Linked DNA regions of Mus musculus: region 1 is linked to region 2. A link is a loop called in an ENCODE intact Hi-C map of the cell type or tissue named here. Cell type or tissue: left cerebral cortex. All regions are shown on one strand. Links, peaks and the distances in the headings refer to the core of each region. The heading gives the core; the rest is flanking DNA. Region 1 holds the start of Gm45805 (a long non-coding RNA gene). Region 2 has its middle 13 kb from the start of Gm31718.

The links. A loop is a pair of places that touch in the nucleus more often than their neighbours do. Peaks named below come from ENCODE experiments on the same cell type or tissue, not always from the same donor. Only the 100,000 strongest peaks of a DNase experiment are listed, where the experiment ranks them.
Region 1: it touches region 2 in a loop (2.3-fold over the local background); 6 of 42 quality-filtered maps call a loop at or near these places.

The regions. Positions count from the first base shown.
Region 1 is chr8:126,753,348-126,764,344 of GRCm38, reverse strand. Gm45805 (a long non-coding RNA gene) reads left to right here and starts at 5,992. Exons shown (of 3, transcript XR_003947622.1): 1 at 5,992-6,244; 2 at 7,092-7,181; 3 at 7,500-8,772. In left cerebral cortex, for the core only: a CTCF peak has its summit at 6,332; a DNase peak (open chromatin) is centred at 6,071; H3K27ac peaks cover 1,124 bases.
Region 2 is chr8:126,916,227-126,927,223 of GRCm38, reverse strand. No RefSeq gene overlaps it. Among named protein-coding and RNA genes, the nearest start is that of Gm31718, 13 kb to the right of the region's middle. In left cerebral cortex, for the core only: a CTCF peak has its summit at 6,163 (motif pointing right); a DNase peak (open chromatin) is centred at 6,164; H3K27ac peaks cover 380 bases.

The sequences.
Region 1 (10,997 bases), core at 5,118-7,617, 160 kb after region 2:
CCACTCTGTTTGCTTGGATCACTGTGGAGGAAGCTAGCTGCTACCTCAGAAGGACATTTCATCAGCCACATGGACAACCCTGCAAACATGGCCCTGGGCGTTGTGTATTTCTAGTCAGGTCTGCCCAAACCAGAGGTTGGATAAGCAATAGGTGCAAAAGGAAAATTACTTTCTGATTTGTTTTTCTGTACCTGCCTAGAGATGTGCCAGCATATCCAACATCTGTCACACCTGGAGAAATGTCCTCCCTTCCCCGTAAGTCCAGCTCCTAGCTGACTACCAAGGTCTTGACTTAGAAAGTTCAGACCCTGTGTGGAGAAAGCAATTGTCAGGTCTTTCCCTGCAGCAGCAGTCAGGGATCTGCATGGCCACCATTGTCCGATTTCTCTTCATTGTGCTCACAGCCCATTGCTTGCCTAGCATGTCTGCAGTGTGATTCTTGTTTTGTGGGTTCAGTTTCCTGGAAGTGGACGTTCGCCGAATGGTTCATCTGGAGCATTGGGCATCGGCCAACAAGTCTGCCTCTGTGGTCAGCCTCCTCTCCTGGGAAGCAAAGGAGAGAGGTTTGTTCTCCTTTTTATTTCCCCGAAATGTGCATCTCTGCACTGAGGGGGTGGGGAGAGCAGTGCTGGGCAGGAACATCATTGCTCACTAAGAGGCTAAGGAGAACCAGGAGGAAGGGAGAGGGCATGTGGCCCTCAGAGACAATTGCGTGCATCTCCTCCACCTCTGAGAACCACAGCTGGTTCTAGCGGGAGAGGGATGGTCAGAGGCTGTCACCATATGGATGAGAGTGAGGAACAATCAGAGGAAGAAGGAGAATACTCAGGCATGCTCACTCGAAGCTGATTTGAAGATGGTTTTCTGAACATTTCCCTCCAGCCTGCAACACCATTCTCCTGTCCTGTCTGAGAAAGGATACCCTGGGCCCACTGGGGAAATTTATGTTGATAGACTTCAAAGAAAATGTCCTACTCACATGTGCAAAGTGGACTTCATATTACCTGTAGGTGACTTGTGTGTGTGTGTGCTCATATGTGTGCATGCATATGAAGACCACGTGTTCACCTCGAGTGTTGTTCCAAAGGTACTTTCACTTGGCTTTTAGAGACAGAGTCCCTCAGTGGCCTGTAACTCATCTGATTGCCAAGACCGTCAGGAATCTCCCCCTTTCCAGCTCCCCAGTGCTGGAATTGCAAACACCAATGTGGTCATCCCCAGCTTCTCATGGGCTCTGAGACTCAGACCCAGGCCCTTCCTCTTATAAAACTATGCTCTGCCCCTCATCGAACAGTTTAATTTTTCATAATATTTTTATGGATTATTTGGGTATTTCACATCATGAACACTCTCTTTCCAATCATCCCAGGTCCTCCCACCCTGACTTGTGACCTACTCCCTACCCCCCTCCCCCCAAAAAAAAGAAAGAAAGAAAGGAAGGAAGGAAGGAAGAAAAGGAGAAGGAGAAGAGGAGGAGGAGGAGAGGGAGGAAGAGGAGGAAACAAACCAAAAAACCAAGTTCAATTTGTATCGCCCAAATACTCACTGGAGCATGGTGGTCACATTCCTAGTGGCCAGCCCCTTAAAGAAAATTGAGTCCTTCTGCGTCTACACCCCAGCCAGAAGCCATCATCTGTGGCTAGCTATACCTCAGCATCCTTATCAAATATTTTAAGAGTCCTCTTTGGTGGCTTTCTGTCCAGGCTGTTACTTTTGTGGATGGGGTGGGGTAAGGGTTGCCAGAAACCTTCTATGTCTCTCTTTCTCAATTGTGGGTCTGCAGTCATTAATACCAAGGCAAAAGTGGCTTCCTTGTCCTTCACAGCCAGCGGGAGCATGGATCATGGACTTAGACATGGTTTCTGGAGACAGCACGTGCCACAGACCTCTTAGCATGATCTCCAGTCGCTGTGCATCAACACAGCCCTCTGCTGCAGTGGGACAACAGACCCACACAGGGCTCTCTGTGGCAGCACAGACCCTGAACATCCATCCATGTAGCCCCAAGTTGTAATATCAGCCATGGGCATCACCACGGTCCCAGACTGTAATGGAACTTGGGAACCAGACATGGCCCTTGTAGGTAACGGGGACCTAGACATCACCCTGGCTTTAGGCACAGGCCACTCAGATCAATATGGCTCCTGTCAGTAGCACAACCCAACAGACAGCATGGCCTCAGATAGGGGCCCAGACCAAGGATATCCTGGCCTTCAGTGGCACCTCAGGCCAGGGATATCAGTAAAGGATATCCACATGAACCTAGGATTTTAACACAGCCTGGGGTAGCAGACTAAGGATACCAAAGTGGCCTCCAGGGCAACATGAGCCATAGACGTCTTTTGAGGAGGTCTAATTCAAAAAAATGGTCCAGTCTTCATCTTGACATCCCGTCATTGCTCAGAACCCGGGCAATCATGGCTGGGCAGATTTTTCGAGGGCTAAATGTGCAAGATCCAGGCTGCTACAACCCACCCAGTCAACCCTACTCAGCAACACCATGTTCCCAGATCCCAGGCAGGCATCTCTCCCCCTCCCCCCATCACTCCCCTCCCCCACCCCACCCCCAGTGTCTCTCCTTCCATTACTGTCTGTCATTCACTGGCCTGCTCCTCTCTCTTTCCTGTCTCTTCATTGAACAGCCTTTTGTCATAGTGGCATTGGAAACTGATGTGTGTCGCACAGCATTTTTTTTTTTTTTCCAGACAGCTTCACATGCAAACATTCACTGCAGTGAGTCCTTGGTCTGGCTCAAGGTCTCTGAAGCACCATAAATACTGGACCATTGCCGCCAAGACTTGTCTAGGATATACTGCTATTGTCAGTCATGCTGATCTTGCAGCTCAGGGTTTGCAGGACCAGCCTCTTCGTGAGCTCCAGCAGCTTGTAGATGGGGTGAACTGAATCAAAGCACGGGTTCTGGGCCCAGATGGGAGCTGACTGGGTTAGCCAGCTTCTGCCACCACCATAGGGTTTTTCCTACCAGCATCTCCAATTAGTTTCCTTATAAAATTCTTATTTAGTTCCATTTAAATTCACTGGGACATCTCCACTTTCTGTTTGTAAAGCCCCAGCAGGTTGGATCTTGACACTAAGTGTAACTTGGAGACTCTCACAGTGCCTGTCTGTCTGACTGACTGACTGACTGTCTGTCTCTCCCACTTTGCCTTAACTCATCATCTGTTTTCATTACTTCTCACACAATCACAGAAATGGAAGGGAGAGGTCTCTGTTTCAGCTTTGACACTACAGGGCTATTCTGCGGCTCAGAACGGTTTGTCCTATAAATGGTACTCACACCCTAACCAACTAACTTACTGCTGTGTCTACACTCTTTTTTTGCCTGCTGGATTAAGACAATGATTGGGTCGATGAACTACCCTTTCAATATACGTTTGGGTAATAGAAAAGATGTTAGTGGATGGGATCCTTTATCATTTAAGGTTAGGTTAGTCTTTAGAAAAAAATAATAAATCAGATAGCTTCAGACTAATACTGTTTGTTTTTAAGACATCTTCTCAGTGTTGGCAGATTCTTTTGATTATAGTGCATTTGGAACTTGCCATTGGCTGGCCACGGAGTCATGGAGATCCTCCTGCCTCTTTCTTCCACTTCCAGGATAGCAGACACGTGTTCCCTGCACCTGACTGCAGGAGATCAGGACTCAAGTTCTCAAGCTTGCCCCCTGAGCATTTACATTCTGAGCTGTCTCTCCAGACCCCACCACTGAGCGGCTTTCCCTTGCAATACCTGATACCAGATTCTGGTCCTGTCAGAAGTTCCACAGGGGTGATTTTCTAGCTGCCTGCTGGATGCTAACATTTAGATACCACGGTGACACCAAAACTACTGTGTGTGCATGTTTGTGTGTGTGTGTACGTGCACGCGCGCGTGCGTGACATGCCTGAGAAAGATGTTTTTCTTCCTGGTGACTCTGCCTATTTCCCTGCCTTCTCTTTAATGCTCAGGTCTTTTGAGCACTTTGCATGACATCTGGTTTAACAGATGTGAGCTCTGGGTGACTGTCACTTCTTCCAGAGATTGTCCCTAATGGTGTTTGGTCTTTTCTCCCTTTGCTGTGCACAAATGATCTGAGCAATCTCAGCTAGAAAAGCCCATCAGGTATATTTACATAAACTTGCCTTTAATTTTTCTGCACCGTTGCTTTGTTTACCGCACAGAGGCTGCGTTCTCACTTGCTCCTGAATCTTACCAGCTTCTCAGGCCCTAGATGTAGGACCGTCTACATCATTTGGAAGACCCAGTGAAAGGACAGCCGTGAAACGTCTTGCTCAAAAATTAAAGCCTCAGTTTGCTGACCTCAGAGTCTTGGATTAGGAGTAGCCCTGAATAACTAGCTAGATCACAGCCCATGGGCCCAGCTCTTCCTGTCTCTGTAACTGAGTAGCCTCAGGCAAGCTCTGTGGCTTAGCCTCTATTTGTTTCTTCACTATTTTTAGTTTGGGAAGGGAATGAGGTCACTCTGCAAGCCTGGATGTTCCACTGACTTCTGACTTCTATTGTTGCGATTGAAAAGTCTGTCGTGGAGTGAACTGCCGACCCTTCCCTTCTCCTTCTTCTCTGCTTGCCTGTTTTTATTTTTGTCTTTGGCAGCTTTTTCTTACAGCGTGTCCAGGTTTTCATGTTTTTCTTTGACGTTTCTCTTTCTTCCGTCCCCCCCTCCCCCACTCCCTGTTTTAGAAAAACTCTCCGGCAGTGTCTTTGGAAATAGTGACCCCTCCCCATCCTTTCACGTGCTCCTGTGTTAAGCATACTAAGGTCCCTTCGATCTCAGTGATCTCATTATGCTTCATTCCGGGTCATCATCCAAGATGTCCTGTACCCCCTTATGTGGAGTGAAGGCCCTTCACCTGCATGTATGAAGCTTTTGTTGGTTCATGTTTCACTTCTAGGAGCTATACATAGTCCCTTTAAAAACATTTCAGGTCTTTTGAAATGAGTTTAATTCCTTTCTCATAACTTGTGCATGTGTGTGTGTGTGTGTGTGTGTGTGTGTGGTGTAGGTATAAGATTATGGGGGGTGGGGAGCAGGGCTGTACACACGTGTATGGACTTATAGAGGACAGGGGTCCATGTCAGGTATACTCCTTGATTGCTTTCCACCTGACTTTTTGAGATAGGGCATCTTACTCACTCTGGAGTCCTTAATTTCAGATTAGACAATGAGTTCCAAGGTTGGACCCCTCCCTGATCCCAGCACCGGTGTTACCGTCTACACAAGAGACCCCACCTCACTTTTGTGTGGCTTTGGGATCCAAACTCGAGTTCTCATGCTGTCTGGCCAACCCTTTACTGACTGGGTCCCCTTTGCTCATAATTTTACCCTCCTTACATTCTAATTATTTTTCCCACAATTCCCAACTTCTTTCTGATATCTGGATGCCTTTTATGGATTTTTTTTTTTTGTCTCCGACACTATATTTGGTGACTTGGGGGTGGGGTAGTGTTGAGGGTTGAACCCAGGGCTGTGCACAAGCTGGGAGCTGCTCATCACGTTTTGTAGGCTTGGGCACTATTTCAGAATTGGGTAATATTTCAAAAATGGCTCACCATGCCTTTAGGGCCACATTTATTATTTGGATGCGCTACAACTAGGTGTTTTATAGCCAGAAGTTTCTATTCTCCCCCACCATGACACTTCCACAAACGATCGTTCCTGTCGTCCTGAATGTCTGATCCCACTGGGACTGGGTGTTTTGAGATATCCCTAGCTCCTGAGACGTTTTAGGAAGTCAGCCAGGAGCCCTGTCTGAGCTCATGGCAGGCCTGTAGGGCTGATCAGGAAATGTCACCTCTTTCTGTGTGCAGCTTTTATGTAGATGAAACTTGGGTTTTATTCTGCAAAGAAAACAGCCAATGTACCTTTGCTAAAAATGGCTGGAGCACAGTGGCTAGACAAATTTAGCACAGAATGTGAGATGTTATAAAAGCAAACACTTAGAGGTTTGTGGACACAGAGAGTGTTGCTCAGCAATGACAAGAAAACAGAAGGAGAGGACATTTCACTTCCCTGTCCTGGCCCTCGCTCTGCCTCCAACCACGCCGCAGGCCTCTCTTCTGCACTTGAGTTTCCTGCCCCTTAAATATCGCTTTACCAGGAAAGGAGAACACCTTCACCCAAAGGACCAGCGGAGATGTGAGGACATCTGACTGCAGGCCACACAGCTGAGTTGGCAGGGAAGGCAGCTGGTGGCCACTTCCTGCCTCACCCTGCAGGAAGGAGGTACCCAGGAAAAGGACGTTAGAGCTGTAACCACTATAGATGGTTCCTGTTCCTCTCCAGGGACAGCAGCCTCCTCATGTGGACTACTTCTGTAGGCCAGATGGGGGATATCTAAGCACACAGACAGGATTGAAAGCGGTCCATCTGCAGTGGGTTTTTCTCATCCCTTACTCTTGGGAAAGTGAAGTGAAAGTGTGTGTGTGTGTGTGTGTGTGTGTGTGTGTGTGTGTGAATGTGTATGTGTGTGAGTGTGTGAGAGAGCATGTATGTTTGTGTGTGAGTGTATGTATGTGTATGTGTGTGAGAGAGGGTATGTGTATGTATGTTTGTTGTGAGTGTATGTGTGTGAGTGTATGTGTGTGTGTGAGTGTATGTGTGTGTATGTTTGTGTGTGGGTGCATATGTATTTATGTGTATGTGACTATGTATATGTGTGTGAGTGTGTGTGAGTGTATGTGCATTTGTGTATGAGTGTATATGTGTATGTATGTGTTTCTGTGTGAGTGTATGTGTGTGTGTGAGTGTATGTGTGTGTATGTGTTTGTGTGTGGGTGCATATGTATTTATGTGTATGTGACTATATATATGTGTGTGAGTGTGTGTGAGTGTATGTGCATCTGTGTATGAGTGTATATGTGTATGTATGTGTTTCTGTGTGAGTGTATGTGTGTGTGAATGTGTGTGTGTGTATACACTTACCAATGAGTGTGTGTGTAGAGGTCAGAGGTTCAGACTGAGTATCTGAGCATTTTCTTCTATCACTTTCCACATTATCTTACCGTCATCATCATCGTCATCATCGTCGTCGTCATCGTCGTCATCATCATCGTCATCATCATCATCAAAGACAGCATCTCCCACTGAACTGGGGCTTACCAATTGGCTAGACTGGCTGGCCAATATGCCCTGAGCATCTAGTTCTGCTTCCCCAGAACTGGTGAGGAATAGGGTATTTTTACAGCCCTGATCCTTGCATGCTTTGGACACATTCACCACTTGACTTGGCCCAGGAAAACCTGGTTGACTCTTAGTTTTCAGTTTGGCAATAGTGCAACCTTTTTGGAGTCTGTCTTAGAAGGTTCTACCATGGTTCTGTGATATTAAGCAATTGTGATCATGATAGTAGATGCTGTTCCTTGAGGACCCTCCCCTGCTTCTGTGGTATAGGGCAATAAGATGGAATGAGGGGGTCTCACAGATGGGATTAACTATGGGGACTGTGGAAAGCATGGACTACTTATATTGATACCCACAGGGCCCTGTCTTCCTGAAGTCCTGCGTTTCAAGAAGCCCAAGCTCAAGGAATCTCCTCCAGACATGTGACAGACCTCAGCTGGCAAAAATCCTTCTTCAGGGCTACCCAGCTTCTCACCCACAAAGGTCAACGCATCTGTAGCTTTCAAGTCTCCTGCTGGATGTGACATCTGCCCCGGGTTGGGAGCTAAAATGCCTTGGCTGATTTTTTTCTGGGATAAAGTCAGAAGGAGGGCTCCGACAGTCTTTCTGAGCTTTAAGGTGTAGACTACAGCCTGTGTGGTTTAGCAAACCAGCATTTTACGCTTGGATGTGAGCTCGGGAGCTCTGTGACTTGGGTTCATTCCCGTCTCCTCAGAGTGTAAGCTGCATGAGTACTGTGTGTTCCTTGTTTTATCCCCAGGACCAGGAAGAGAGTCCAGGGCCAAGGGCAAGCATCTGTAAACAGTTGACAGAGGAATTAGCATGCCAATAGCTTTGAACAAATGAATGGAACTAAGTCAGTTTGGGAACTGAACTCAGCCGCTAATGAAGCTACTCATTGCACTTAACCAAGACCCCACTTCCCTGAGACCCCCACTTCCATCTTCTTTTTCCCTGAGCAAATTTAACTTATTGTTTTGTCTCAAAATACCATTACTGAAAACCTTTCCTCTGCAGTCCTTAGTGTGCCTCACGTTGTCTTAAGAATGCATGTAGCACGAGATTGCAACCAGAAGGAGACAATTACTTGATTCCTTACTCCCTGAGTCCCGAGTTCACTGGTTCTCTTCTGCAGGTATTTCTCTACAAACTGACAGAGCTTTGCTGAAGCCCTGCTGCTGGAGGCCTCTGTGTAACACCCTCCTGTGTAGGAATTTGGTCATGGAAAACATATCAACAAAGGCCTCTCTTTAGGCTTACCACATGAGTGCATGGTCTTCATCCTCTAACGGCCCATGCTTGGCACCAACCAGCCAGTTCCTCATTTACCCCAGGGGATCAGGCTCACTTCTGTATTTTGACACTTGCCAGTCATGCTGTCTTTACCAACGCCAGCAAGTGGGAGATGGCATGGTTCTTGCCGAAACTTTGGGGGCCTCCCACGGATGCGGCACCTACCACTAGTACATGTTACTCCTTAGAGAGGGCCTTAGGATACTCAGAAGATCAGCTGATCAGGGATTGATAGAAAGCCCAAAGATGCTTCCTCCCAGAGTAGCCCAAATGTCATCTAATATGCTTGAATTCTCACTCTGAGTATCGCAGGTTTACCCAAATAAATATTTTCATTCTCAGAGTCTGTGCCTGATCAAATTACCCAAAGACTGTGCCTATGGTTGAAAAAAAAAGTTCCCCTGTTCTTCCTCCTTGCTCCTGGCAAGTGCCCTTCTGCTTTCTCCATGAGCTTCGCTCTTCCAGGTCCCTAATGTGTAAGATGATGGCTTTCCACTTCTTCTTGGCCCTTCCTTGATAACAGAGATTTCCAAACACTACAAAGTTTTAGGATGATACAGGGGTCTTGGGTCAGCTAGACAAACAAACATAGACCCCACATCTGCTCATATGGAGCCAACACTCACAGTAGATTCATCATCATATCTCTCTCTCTCTCTCTCTGTATGTATGTATGTGTGTGCATATGGAGAGCAGAGGTTAACACTGGGCTCCTGTGTTTGCCTTTCCAGGTGGGAGGCCACACCCCTGTGCTTATGTGGATGCTGAGGACAGGATTTCTGGTCTTCATGCTTCTACAGCAAGTTCTTCATCTTTTGAGTCATCTCCTCAGCCTCACAGTGAACTTGCACCCACAGAGGATTAAGATGGATCACAGTACATTGGGTTAGCTCATTTCACATATCAGATATGATCTATCCATCTGATAGGGTCATGGGTATGAAACACGGGAAGATGTGTAGGGCATCTATGTGAAATACATCTAATGGCGTTTTTCACAGGCCTGGTCCCTGGCTGGCCGTCTACTGATCCTGTTTACAGACAGTCACCTTCTTGAGTCATCAAGATTCTCCTCACATCCCTCACTGGTGTCAGCACAGCTAGAGCAGGGCCGTGGAGCATGCATCCCTAAGGGTTAGAGCTTACCTCACCTCAGCCTCCATGCCAAGCAGGCAGGATGCTGCCAGTAAGCTAAAAATGCACGGGAGTCGTTTGGGTGAAGTACAGTGGGGTTTGTGTTTATGTTGGGTTAAGGTGAGCCCGGGCCTAACTGTTGCCCAGTTGGGTGGTGAAGGAGGACTGTAGGAGAAACCGGGGCACCCAGGGTTCTCCATGGCCCAGAGACGCCCGATGACACTCCCAGTGACTGCTGCTGTCTATGACAGATTGTCTGGGAGCACACCTCACCTTCAGCTTATAAATAGAATCATGTCTGAGGAGATCTGCACAGTGGGCAGGTGCCATCTGTGCCAAGGTTTTGTTTGTTTGTTTCTTCACTTGGCTTCCATCCAGGGTTGAACACAGAGCTGATCGCTGGATGGGGCCATAAGTAAACAATAGATCCATGGTGTGGTTTGAAGATATGAGTTTCCCATGACACAGCTGTAATGGCCCCGGTGTCCCAGTGGTACATTTCAGCCCTTAAAACAATAAATCCTGGTGCAACATTGTATCTATTGCATTGTTTAAGGAAACTAGTACCAGTTACAAAGAAGCTGCTTAAAACATACCCATGGCCCCGTATATATGCCTTTTCTAAGGGAGGTGGATGGCTGAAGAACCCAAGCTCCTCCTATATTGTTATTCTGTATGCCCTATACCCTTTTAGACCTCTGTCTAGAGGCAGAACTTGATGAAGATGATACTTACCGTATTCTGGAATGATGGGGGAGACATACCCTCATGCCAATCTTGCACTATGGAAAGTACCATGCTGGTGTGGCTGGGCAGTTAGCCTCCTCTGCCATGATAATAGCATGAACTTCCATAGCCTCAGTCTCTGCATCTGTCAGATACAGGACAACGGAGTCTGCTTCTGAAGGTTACTGGAAGCACCAGCACTGATTCATAGAGGTTTTGCTGGGCCACAGTCAGTGCTATAGATGTTACATTCAAGGCTGTGACCAGTGCCAGAGAGAAGGGCTCTCTCACCATCTGGAGGCAGGGAGTACATCCCCACCCCAACTGCTTTCAGTTCTATGCCCATGCCTCGCTTCTGCCTGAACAGGCCTCCTAATGACCATTATGCAATATGCATTCTGTGTTTTGATTATTATGCTAATGCAAGCCTATTTCATTGTGATTACAGTGTGATATGTATTATCTATTCTGATGATTATGTATATGCAAATGAATAGCTCACTCAGACATGTGTCTCATAGGCTCAGTCTTGCTAGGGCACTGGCAGAAGCTTTTAAATGTTGCCCTCATTGTTTGCCATTGTTCAAAATATCTTCTATTAAAAAAGCAATGCAGGTCATTGTAAAAATGGCCAACACACAGACAGCAACAGAATGGGACTCAGAAGCCACTTTCCCGCCCTCTTCTTTACTTGTTGCTTGGA
Region 2 (10,997 bases), core at 4,698-7,197:
TTCCTGTTGTGGGTGCTCAGGACCCTCTGTGGAAACAGTAGGTACACCTAGCTATTGGGCCACCTCTAATCCCCCCTCCCCCATATTTGGGATTTGGGGTATCTTATGTAGTTTAGGTTGCCCTCAAGCTTCCTATATAGCTTAGGACAACTTTGAACATTTGAGTCTACTGCCTCTTCTATCCCAATGCTGGGAACACAAGTGTATGTTGCTACAAACAGCTTTCTTTCCTCTTTTCCTCCCTCCATCCTCCCCTTCTTTCTGGATCTTACTTATTTGCTCAGCCTGGCCTCAAAACTCTTACCCTTCTAACTCAGCCTCACAAGTGCTGGGATTAAAGCACAGATACCATGCTTGGCTGCATCTTAAATCTTAGTTTGGGACATTATGCTCCCCTCAGCTCTAGAAGGCACTAGATTTGACAAGATAGTGCTGTCTTTTGCTTGTACTGGGTGTTCCCTCCATCTGTGCAATAGAAGGAAAAGAACAGTTGAGGTATAGTTACCAATTTTTTTGTTTGTTTGTTTGTTTTTTGAGACAGGGTTTCTCTGTGTAGCCCTGGCTGTCCTGGAACTCATTCTATAGACCAGGCTGTCCTCGAACTCAGAAATCCGCCTGCCTCTGCCTCCCAAGCACTGGGATTAAAGGCGTGCACCATCACCGCCCGGCTAGTTACCAAATTTTATTTAGCCTCACAAAGACATGAAATGAAACATGGAATCACCATCACTCTCACTACCTAACCAAATTATACCACATGTACACACACACACACACACGTATATATATATGAATACATGCACATACACATGCATGCACATATGCACACATAAATATATACACACATGCACACATATACACATGCGAACACATGCATTCAAGCACACATGCATACATACACACATGTATGCACACAAGTATACATGTTTGCACACATGCATACATATATGCACACACACATATATGAATACATATATACACACACACACACCACCCCATGGTACAGGGAATTGAATCCAGAGCCCCATGTATCCTAGGAAAGCACTCTAGCACTGAACAACATTCCTAAGATTAAAGGCATTTGCCACCATGCCTGGCTACTTTTATTTACTTACTTGAGATAGGATCTTGCTATGTAGACTAGGCTAGCCTTGAGCTTATGCTGAAGCCCACAAAAGCCTCACTCTCAAGCGTCCCAATTCTGCTTCCTGTTGAGCTAAGGTTGAAGGCATGTACCATAAAGTCTGGCACGAAATGTTAATGGCAAGAAAATGGTGGGAAGAGAAACTAGCAAAAGATAATTCTGGTAAGGATAGATCTACCAAAGCTTCACCGTGGATGCTTGGAGTTGCCAGCCCAGTACCATGAGTGATGTGACTGGATGGCCCAGGCTGTAGCACCTCAGGCCTGTGTGTAGCAGTCATCTAGGGCTCTTGGTCTTGGCAGATTCTTTTATTTCCAGAAAGAACATTTCAGCAGACTGGGTGAGCCAAGTGCTGCTGCTGGCTATTACAGAAGCCCCTTTCCACACCATGCCAGAGACAGTCCTGAGGCTGGGGAGAGGGATTGGTTGGAAAAGTGCTCACCGGCCAGCCAGCCTAGCCTATTTCAGAGGTCCCAGGCCACTGAGAAGTCTCAAGGGGAAGACAGCACCCAAGGAATGACACCTGAGGTGGCTCTCCAGCTTCCTTGTGCATCTGCATATATGTGCACGTACAGACATACATTTACATACCACACACGTGCACAGAAGTTAGGTATAATAAGGTGGACATGGTAGCACATGACTTTAATTCCAGCAGAGGCAGGAGATCTCTGTGAGTTCAAGGACAATTTGATCTACTGTTCCAGGTCAGCCAGGGCTACATAGTGAGACCTTGTCTCGAAACAATAAAAATAAAGTAAAAAGCTAAACAAGATAGTTATTTTGAGTCTAATTTTTAAAAAAACCACACTTTTCAAATAAATTCTCTGCTGTTGCATAGATATGCCTTTTGCTAATGGAGACCACTACTGTTGTGTCAGAAACTACCTGAGACAATGCCTGGTGATCCTCTGTGACCCCTGACCTAGTAGGAGCAGTGGCTTCTGGCCAGTTCCCTTTCTCCGGCTCCCCAAAAGCACCAGCAAGACCAGGCAGGACTATCCATTTCTTTGTTAAGTCTTGAGCATCTGAGGAGAGAGATTGAAGCCAGGCTTAATCACTCATGTCTAGTCTTGGGCCAGCCCTGGGTATATAGCAAAATACACACACATACACATACATACACACACATACACACACATACACACACATACACACACATACACATACACACACATACACTCACATACACACACACACACACATACACACACATACGCATACATATATGCACACAAACACTACATGCATGAGTAAACACAGAGATGAGGGAAAATGAGATAAATGGACAGACTAATGAGCCATTTACAGTTAAAAACTTATGTTACCGGTTTGTACATGATGGGGAGGGGCAAATGCCATAGCACAAGTGTGGAGGTCAAAGGGCAGCTTTCTGGAGTCAGTTCTCTCCTACTCTGGGTTCCGGACATAAAACTTAGGCCATCAGTTTTAGCAGCCGCTGCCTTTACCCACTCACTGAGCCATCTCACGGCCCCTCATTTACAGACCTCTAAGTCCCTGGGTGGAAAGTTTAGGACAGACACGTGTTTAATGTTTTATTAGCATATATTAATTGTTCATAATGGCAGGTTATATTATGACGTTTTACTACACATACATAGTACATCAAATTCATGCCCCATCACCCTGTCTTGTCCCCCTATGACTCCTGGCCCCATCCCTCTCCTCAGCTAGCCCCTTCTACTACCATGGTCTCTGTGTGTCCCAGTATGTCATCAGGGGGCAATTTACAGGAGTGTGAAAACCTCACTAGTGGCTATAGCACCACCCCGGCAACTGTTAGCATCCTAGAATCCCCACTTCTGTGATAGGGTTTTGTCCAGCCTCGTTCACCTTGTGCAAACAAATGAATTCAATGAAAACCATTGCTGTAGTCAGCAGGGGTAGTACGGGTAGAAACAAACTATAAAATGCTTTTCAGATTAAATCTGACATCCCAGAGAACAATGAATGGTTTGTAAAGAATGTTTGAAAAGGTAGAGCTAACAGTGTCAATATTTGCTGAGTCTTTTCATGCTGCTGTATGTTGAGCATTGTAATTCATAAGCTTGCAGTCTTTTTAGAAAGTACCCTATGTTTTTGGAAATAGGCTGTGGCCTCAGGAAATGAGGTGTGCTGCACTGGGCCAGATAGATGTTATGCCTTAGAACTGGGAAAATCTTTAGGGCAATCTATCCAATGTATTGTTTGTTAGTTTGAGACAAGGTCCCATTTTGTATCTCTCTGACTGGTCTGGAACTCACTGTGTAGACCAGGCTGACCTTGAACACAGGGAGATCTGTCAGCCTCTCCCTGTCAAGCTTAGATTAAAGGCATACATACATACCACTACACCTGGCTTGCCTAGTGTTTTGAAGTTTTTAACAGAGGTACTCATTCTTGGAAGCTGGGTGTGGTGGTTCAGGCCAGTATCTCAGCTGCTTCAGAGGCCGAGGCAGAAGGATTCGCAAGTTCAAAGACCAACCTGGGAAACCTGGTGAGGCCTCATCTCAAGGGCTGAGACTGGCTGTGGAGATAGCTCAGTTGCTAAAATGTTTGTCTTTCAAGCATGAGGACCTGAGTTCAACCCTTCACCCTCCCCAAAGCTGGAAAGGTAAAGTCTCAGAGGCTGGCCGGCCACACTATGTAGTACCCTGTAGCTCCAGGGCAGCGGGAGACTTTGTCAAATGAACAAAGTGTTTGCAGGACAAACTGAGGTGGTCTACCGGCCTGCACATGCAAGCACACAAACACACATATACACCTGTGCACATGAATGCACATACAAACACACATGTACAACATACATGCACAACACACACATAAGCACGACATACACACATGCACACCACATACACACGCCAATGCATACCACACACACATGCACACCACAGACACACACAGCACACGTGCATGCACATGCACACGCACACACACACTCGCAAGTTCGTGCTAGAGATGTAACTCAGTAGTAGAGCACTTGCTAAACATGCACAAGACCCTGACTGATCTCCACTGTGAAAAAAAAAATCAAACTATAACAAGAGAAGAGGCTCTTGTGAACAAGTCACAGGGAAGAGGTGCCAGGGGTGAGTGCTGGGAGACTGAATGGGTGTGAACAGCAGCAGCTGGCTGCCTCTCTGCTTCCTCAGTCCTTGGCTAACATGTACAGCTTTAGACCCTAGCAGAGACTGACTGTCTCCAAATTTGACACAGTTCTGTTTTGTAGGAGGGAGATTTGAATGGCCTTCTTTCTATAGGACATTCATCCACTTTCTGTCCAGCCAACAGTGACCCAGGTCTTGAGTTACATGACTTGATGACAGTGACTCTGCAGGCCTGGCAGGAGTGTGTCTAAAGCATGGGACCGTAGGAACCCACTCCAAACGTGGTTATGCTACCCAATGTTCAAAAAAGGCAAATGTGAGGTGAACAGAGGTGTGTGGGAAAGGAAGTATCCTGGTGCCATTTCTGTTGCAGTGAGGAGAAAGGGTTTATTTAGTTTTCAGACCCCAAGTAACAGCCCATCATTGGTAAGAAATCAACGCCAGAACTTCACACAGCCAGTCATATATCACCCACAGTCAAGAATGGAGAGAAATAAATGTATATATTCTTGCTTTCTTGTTTGTTCCTGCTAGGTTTCTCTATTAGTATACAGTTTAGGAACCTCTGCCTAGGAATGGTGTCGCCCACAGTGGGCTGGGTCTTCCTGCATAGATTAAGACAATGTCCCACAAACAGGACAACCCGACGCACACAGTCCCCCACTGAGACTCCTTCCAGATGATTCTAGGTTGTTCCAAGTTGACAATCAAAGCTGGCCACCATAGGGAATGAGGCTTGAAGTCCTGCCCTACCGGGTCGCATATTTAGGCCTCAGAGCTGACTTTGGATCTCCTGGATCTTGCCCTGCTTCCTGTTTCCTCAGGCGAGGCCACCTCCTCAGAGATACAAGAGCGTCAGGACTTGAACCGTTAGGCATCCCCTCCCTCCTCATTCCTCTCTCAGTTACCTAAACATAGGACTGCTGAGTTCTAAGTCTTCTGTGGTGTGTGTGTATTGTGTGCAGGTGTGCTTGTGTACATGCATGTGTGTCCTTGTATATATGAAGGCCAGAGATCCATGTTGAGTGTCTTCTGTTCCTCTTCACCTTATTTTTCTAGAATATCACCAAGCCTGGAGCTCACTGTTCAGCTACACTGGCATCCCAGGAGCCCCTCTTGTCCTCTGCCTCCTTAGCACCAGGATGTTCACATAACACCATGCCATGCTCTCCCACCCCCACTTTCTCAAAATGGGTTCTGGGGACCTGAACTCGTGCTTGCGCAGCAAGGAATTCACCCACTGAGATATCATCTCATCCCATTCCTTTCAGTTTGAGACAGAGTTACCTGGTTCAGGCTGGCCTTGAACTTGTGACCAACATCTTCCTACCTATGGGACCAGAGAGATGGCTCAGCACTTGAAAGGGCTGGCTGCCTTTCCAGAGGACCTGAAACCATTTCCAGCACCTATACAACAGCTCACACTTGTCTGTTACTCCAGTTTCAGGGGATCTGATGCCTTCTCCCTATCATCATGAGCAGTAGGAGTACACGGTCATGGTGCACAGATATACATACTCAAAAAATACCCATGACATAAAAGTAAAGGAAGAGATTCCTCTTTGTACTCGGATCATAGGTGTGTTGTCTCATGCCCAGCTGAGACGGTGGCTTTTGTACTGATTCTTACAGAGATGTCTCCTTGTGTGCTGATGTTCCCAGCAAGCACTTGTGAGTTTGCTTGCCTGAATGCATGGAATTGATTAGACACTGTGCACATGCCCGGATGTATACATCTCTGATTATATTGCCAGGGATTGGCATTTACCGAACAGTTCAGAGCTCTAGGCTGGGGGTGCTTCTGAGTCCCTAGGTAAAGTCCCAACCCTTTTTTCTCTCCAGGTAGCTCAGGCTGGCACAGACATCCTGCACTGGCTCACTGGGCCACTTGATGGCAGTGTGAGAATTGAGAAAAGAGGCTCTTGTCTTGCAAATCTTAGCAGCTCTCTCCCAGTGGCCACTTCTACCTCTGCAGCCACCCAAGCCAAACAGAAAGCTCTCTGCTCAGTCTACCGCTGTGCCCTGCCCCTTGGCCAGATCCAGGCCTCCACTCACAAGCTCTCCGCTCTCCCCTTTCCTGCCCCAAGCTGACAGCAGTCCCTCCTGGTTTTACTTCAGATTTTTGTGTTTTAATTTTAATGTAATTTTTTTTTTTTTTTGAGACCCGATCTAACTCTGTAGACCAGGCTGACTTTGAACTCGCAGAGATCCGCCTGTCTCTGCCGCCCAAGTGCTGGGGCGATACACATGTGCCACCGCCTTCGGCTCTTTGTTTTTAAAGTGTTGTCATCTGTGTGTTTCAGAGTCCCTGGGAAGAGGAGCAGAAAATATTATAAGAGCTGGTGGCTTTAGAACAAAAGCAGAAGTGCCTGAAATCCTTCTGGCCAGGGAGGTTGTTTTCTGGAAGAAGGAAATGGCAGAGAGGGCAGAGGAAAGGCAGAGGTTGGGGGGCCAGATCATATGGGGGTCACTACAGGAGGGTGGGGGGGCAGGGTGTGGGGACCTGCTGCTCCATTGTTGGGGAATCTGACACTGGGTTGCATCTTAAAGGCTGTCAGTTCTTGCCTCCCAGCTCTGGTGACAAAACCCTGCTGGAAGGGTTAAGGGCATCAGCACAAGGGCTGGCCTCTGGTTTGTAAACTGGCCTACCAGCCTCCCTCCCTCCCTCCCTCCCTCCCTCCCTCCCTCCCTCCCTCCCTCCCTCCCTCCCTCCCTCCCTCCCTCCCTCCCTCCCTCCTTCCCTCCTTCCCTTCCTACCTGCCTGCTTGCCTGCCTTTTGTTTCTTTTCTGAGACAGGGTTGGTTTCATGTAGCCCAGGCTATCACTAAACTCCTGATCTCTCTTCTTCCACCTTCTGAATGCAGGGATGATAGGTACCTACCATCACACTTGACTAGTTTCTTCCTCCCATAGGCAGATGGGATGGCCAGGCATGCTAGGAGGCTGAGGCAAATGAATTGTAAAGGGTTAGCTTAGGCTACACAGTGAGTTCAAGGGCCAGCCTGGTTTTAAGAGTGAGGCCCGGTCTCAGCCATCACCTCCACCCTCACAAGAGAGATGCGTGTGAGAAGGCCGAGGGAATCCACAAGTTGCCCACATCTTTCTCCCAAGACTTAGGCTGACAGCACTGCCCTCCCACCTAAGGAGATCGCAAGGAGATAGGCTGTGGCTCCTAAGGAATTTGCTGTGGGAAAAAATATTTCTCCAAACGATGACCAGGAAATATTGTCCTGACCAAGGTTGCTGCATGTGCTATCTTGGAAGCATGAGCTGAGGACTGAGTGCTATGTGATCTTCAACAGGGCCCAGTTCTCAGGCTCAGAACAGCCACCCCACACAGGCCACTAAGACCTCACTATCTCCCTTGGTTTACATTGCCATGCTCTCCTGTAGGACAGCCTTGACCTTGAGCAGGACCTAGGCTGGCTGGCTCAGCCTGTATGGAGGTGGGAGGCCACTCTCTGCTGACTCAGACCTGGCCTAGGGCAAGTTCATGCCTCCAGCCTGTGAGTAACACACTGGTGTTTCAGCTTCAAAGGCCTTCCCAGGATTAACCAATTAGTCACCCAGGAGAGCCACAGTGCGGGTTACTGTTGTCTTCACTAGGCTGGAACTGAGGGAGGGAGGGAGTAGGATCTCACTGCAGAGCAGCAGCAGCAATGAGGTGTAGGGTGTCCCACAGCGTGGGAGGGACAGGATGAGGCAAGATGGAGTTGGAGCTGATCACTGAATGAGAGTGAGAGACCTGGGGGAAGTCTCCGGGTCGGGGAGTGGGGGTTCTGGAGAGTCATGGTTCCATGCAAGGAACATCCTTCTTGGGACTGGGGAGATGGCTCAGCAGGTAAAGTGTTTGCTATGTTAGCTTAAGGACCTGAGTTCAGATCTTCCACAGATTACAGATCTTCCACACCCATATAAAAAGCTGGGCTTGTTGGGTCACATGCCTGTGACCCCAGAGCTGGGGCTGAGACATGGAAGACAAGAAGAGCTTTAGAGCTCTCTGCCCAGCTAGTTTAGCCAAAGCAGTGATGTCTAGGTTCAGTGAGAAAGTGTTGCACAGTAGAGAAAGGCTCTAAAGTCAGTGTCTGGCTTCCATCCACACACGCACACAGATGAACACACTTAAACACACACACATGCACAGATGAACTCATTTGTACACACACATACACACACTCATACAGATGAACTCACACACAGATGAGCTCACACACTCTCACACACAGATGAACTAACTCACACACACACACATACACAGATGAACACACTTACACATGCACAGTTAAGTTATACCCATAAGCATACACTGACACAGATGAACTCACACACACATGCATGCACTCTCACACACACATACACACAGATGAACTTACACATATACACACCTACACACATGCACACACACACATACAAGCATACACACACAGGTACTCACACATGCACACACACACACATGCACACAGACATGCATGCCCGGACACACATGCATGCATGCACACACATGTGCACACACAGATGAACTCACTTCCACACACACTCACATGCAGAGGAGGGAGGAAGAGGGGGTGTTGGTAGGGGAACTGGCCCATGAGGGCCACCATGTGTTCTCACCATTGCAGCCCAAACTTATCCTGCCCTTCTGAGCCTTCCTGGCAACTGTAGCAGGAATCTTGGAACAGTTTTTGGTGTGTGTGTGTGTGTGTGTGTGTGTGTGTGTGTGTGTGTGTGTCTGAGAGGGGGGGGGAGGGGAGGGGGAGAGAGGGAGAGAGAGAGATTCTTTTGGTGCAGGGAGAAACTTTTGAACCTTTGAGAGAGTATTTCACATATCCTAGGCTGACTTTGAACTTGCTCTGTCTGTAGATGGCCATAGTCTTGAATTCTTGATCCTTCTGCCTTCACCTCCTGAGTGCTGGGATTACAGGCGTGTGCCATCACATTCAGTTGAGTGTGAGGATTTGGGGACTGAGGGATCATAAAGACCTGCCACTCAAGTATCTTGCACATAACTATTGTAATATGGCCACACATGTGTCCCCCTCAGGTACGTAGTGAAGAAGGTGGGGTTCTTAGAGGAAAGTTAGTGTCTTGGAAGCTGATCGGACAAGCCCTTCTGTGAAGTCTCTCCACAGCTGCTTTTTATAACCTTGGCATCAGCATGAGCTTGGCAATGCCAGCACAGTGTAGCTGGAAAATATTTTCTGCCATTTGAAAACACACACACACACACACACACACACACACACACACACACACACTTGGAAAGGGGAAGAAGGGGGGAAAAGAACCCAGCCAACAACAAACAGAAGTTGTGAATGGTACAGAATGTCTTTGTGGAGTGCTTCCCACCCCCATTACTGCTCCAGTTCATTTTCTCTGCTGCCGATTTTAGAAGGTCAGAAGTCATTGTTGTTGTTAGGCTTTGCCAGTAGAAATGTAACTCTAAGAGAAGAGTCATGTCATAGGCTGTGGCCAGAAAGCCTTTGGAAAGCTGCTCTGGTGGGAGGTACACCTTTATCTGTGAACAGAACCCAGGTATTTTCTGGTAGGTGCTCTAGGGTGGGCCTGCCTCTCAGGAACTCAGGCTAAGGGAATCTCCAAAGCGCCCCCTAACAGGAAAAAGGGTTGATGCACCAAGCTGTCAGCTGTTCCATGTGACTCAGAAACAGAGTCCCTGTTGTTGACGGCAACCCGTAGAGAGGTCTAGATAAGGCTAAACTTGCCCGCTCACAAACTCCCTAACTTGGAAGAAGTGAAAGCTAGGAAGGACAGTAGCCAGGTCAGTGGTCTGAGCTTTGAGACTCTAGCAGGTTGAACATTTGGTTGACCTGGAAGACTGGAGGAGGCAGGTAGGGTCCTGTGATCTCCTCTGGCAGTTTCAATGACAATCAAAGTGAAGAACACAGCTGATTGACATTTCTAATGCCTGAGCTTAGGACCAGCCATAAAAACCCAAAGCCCAGCAAGGTGCCTGCAGCATAGTCAGCCATTGGTATGGAGGATGGCCCCACCATCTCTCTCTCTCCTCTCTCCTGTTATTCTCCATGGCTGGCCATTCCCAGAGGGAGGGGGACACTGTGGACCGGAGTCATCTCTGTCCACAGAGCTGGAACTGGGATGGTTGCTCCAAACGCTGTGTGTGTTTGTAGATAGTTGTGTGAGACCCAGGATTAAAGGCAGCTCTAGTAAGTCCAGTCCCAGAATCAGCCCCCGAGATGCTGAGCTGCCTGCACCTAAGGTGACTGTGATGGTTTGTATATGTTTGGCTCAGGGAGTGGCACTATTAGGACTGTGTAGATTTGTGATCCCAGCATGGAGGCTGAGGAGGAAGCAGGGGAAGGGAGATGCCTGGGGTGGATGCCGTTCTAGCTGAACTGATGAGCTTTGTTACAGAACCAAAACTGTGCAGAGTGATAGAGGAAGACACTGGGCACCAACTTCTGGCTCTTCATGCATGTGCATGAATATGTCCACATGCCCACACGAATATGCCCATATACGCCACATACATACACATATGAAGCAACAACAATTTTGCTGAAAGGACCCTGATATAGATGTCTCTTGTGAGACTAGGCCGGGGCCTAGCAAACACATAAGTAGATGCTCACAGTCAGCTATTGGATGGAGCACAGCGCACCCAATGGAGGAGCTAGAGAAAGTATCCAAGGAGCTAAAGAGATCTGCAACCCTGTAGGTGCAACAACATTATGAACTAACCAGTACTCCGGAGCTCTTGACTCTAGCTG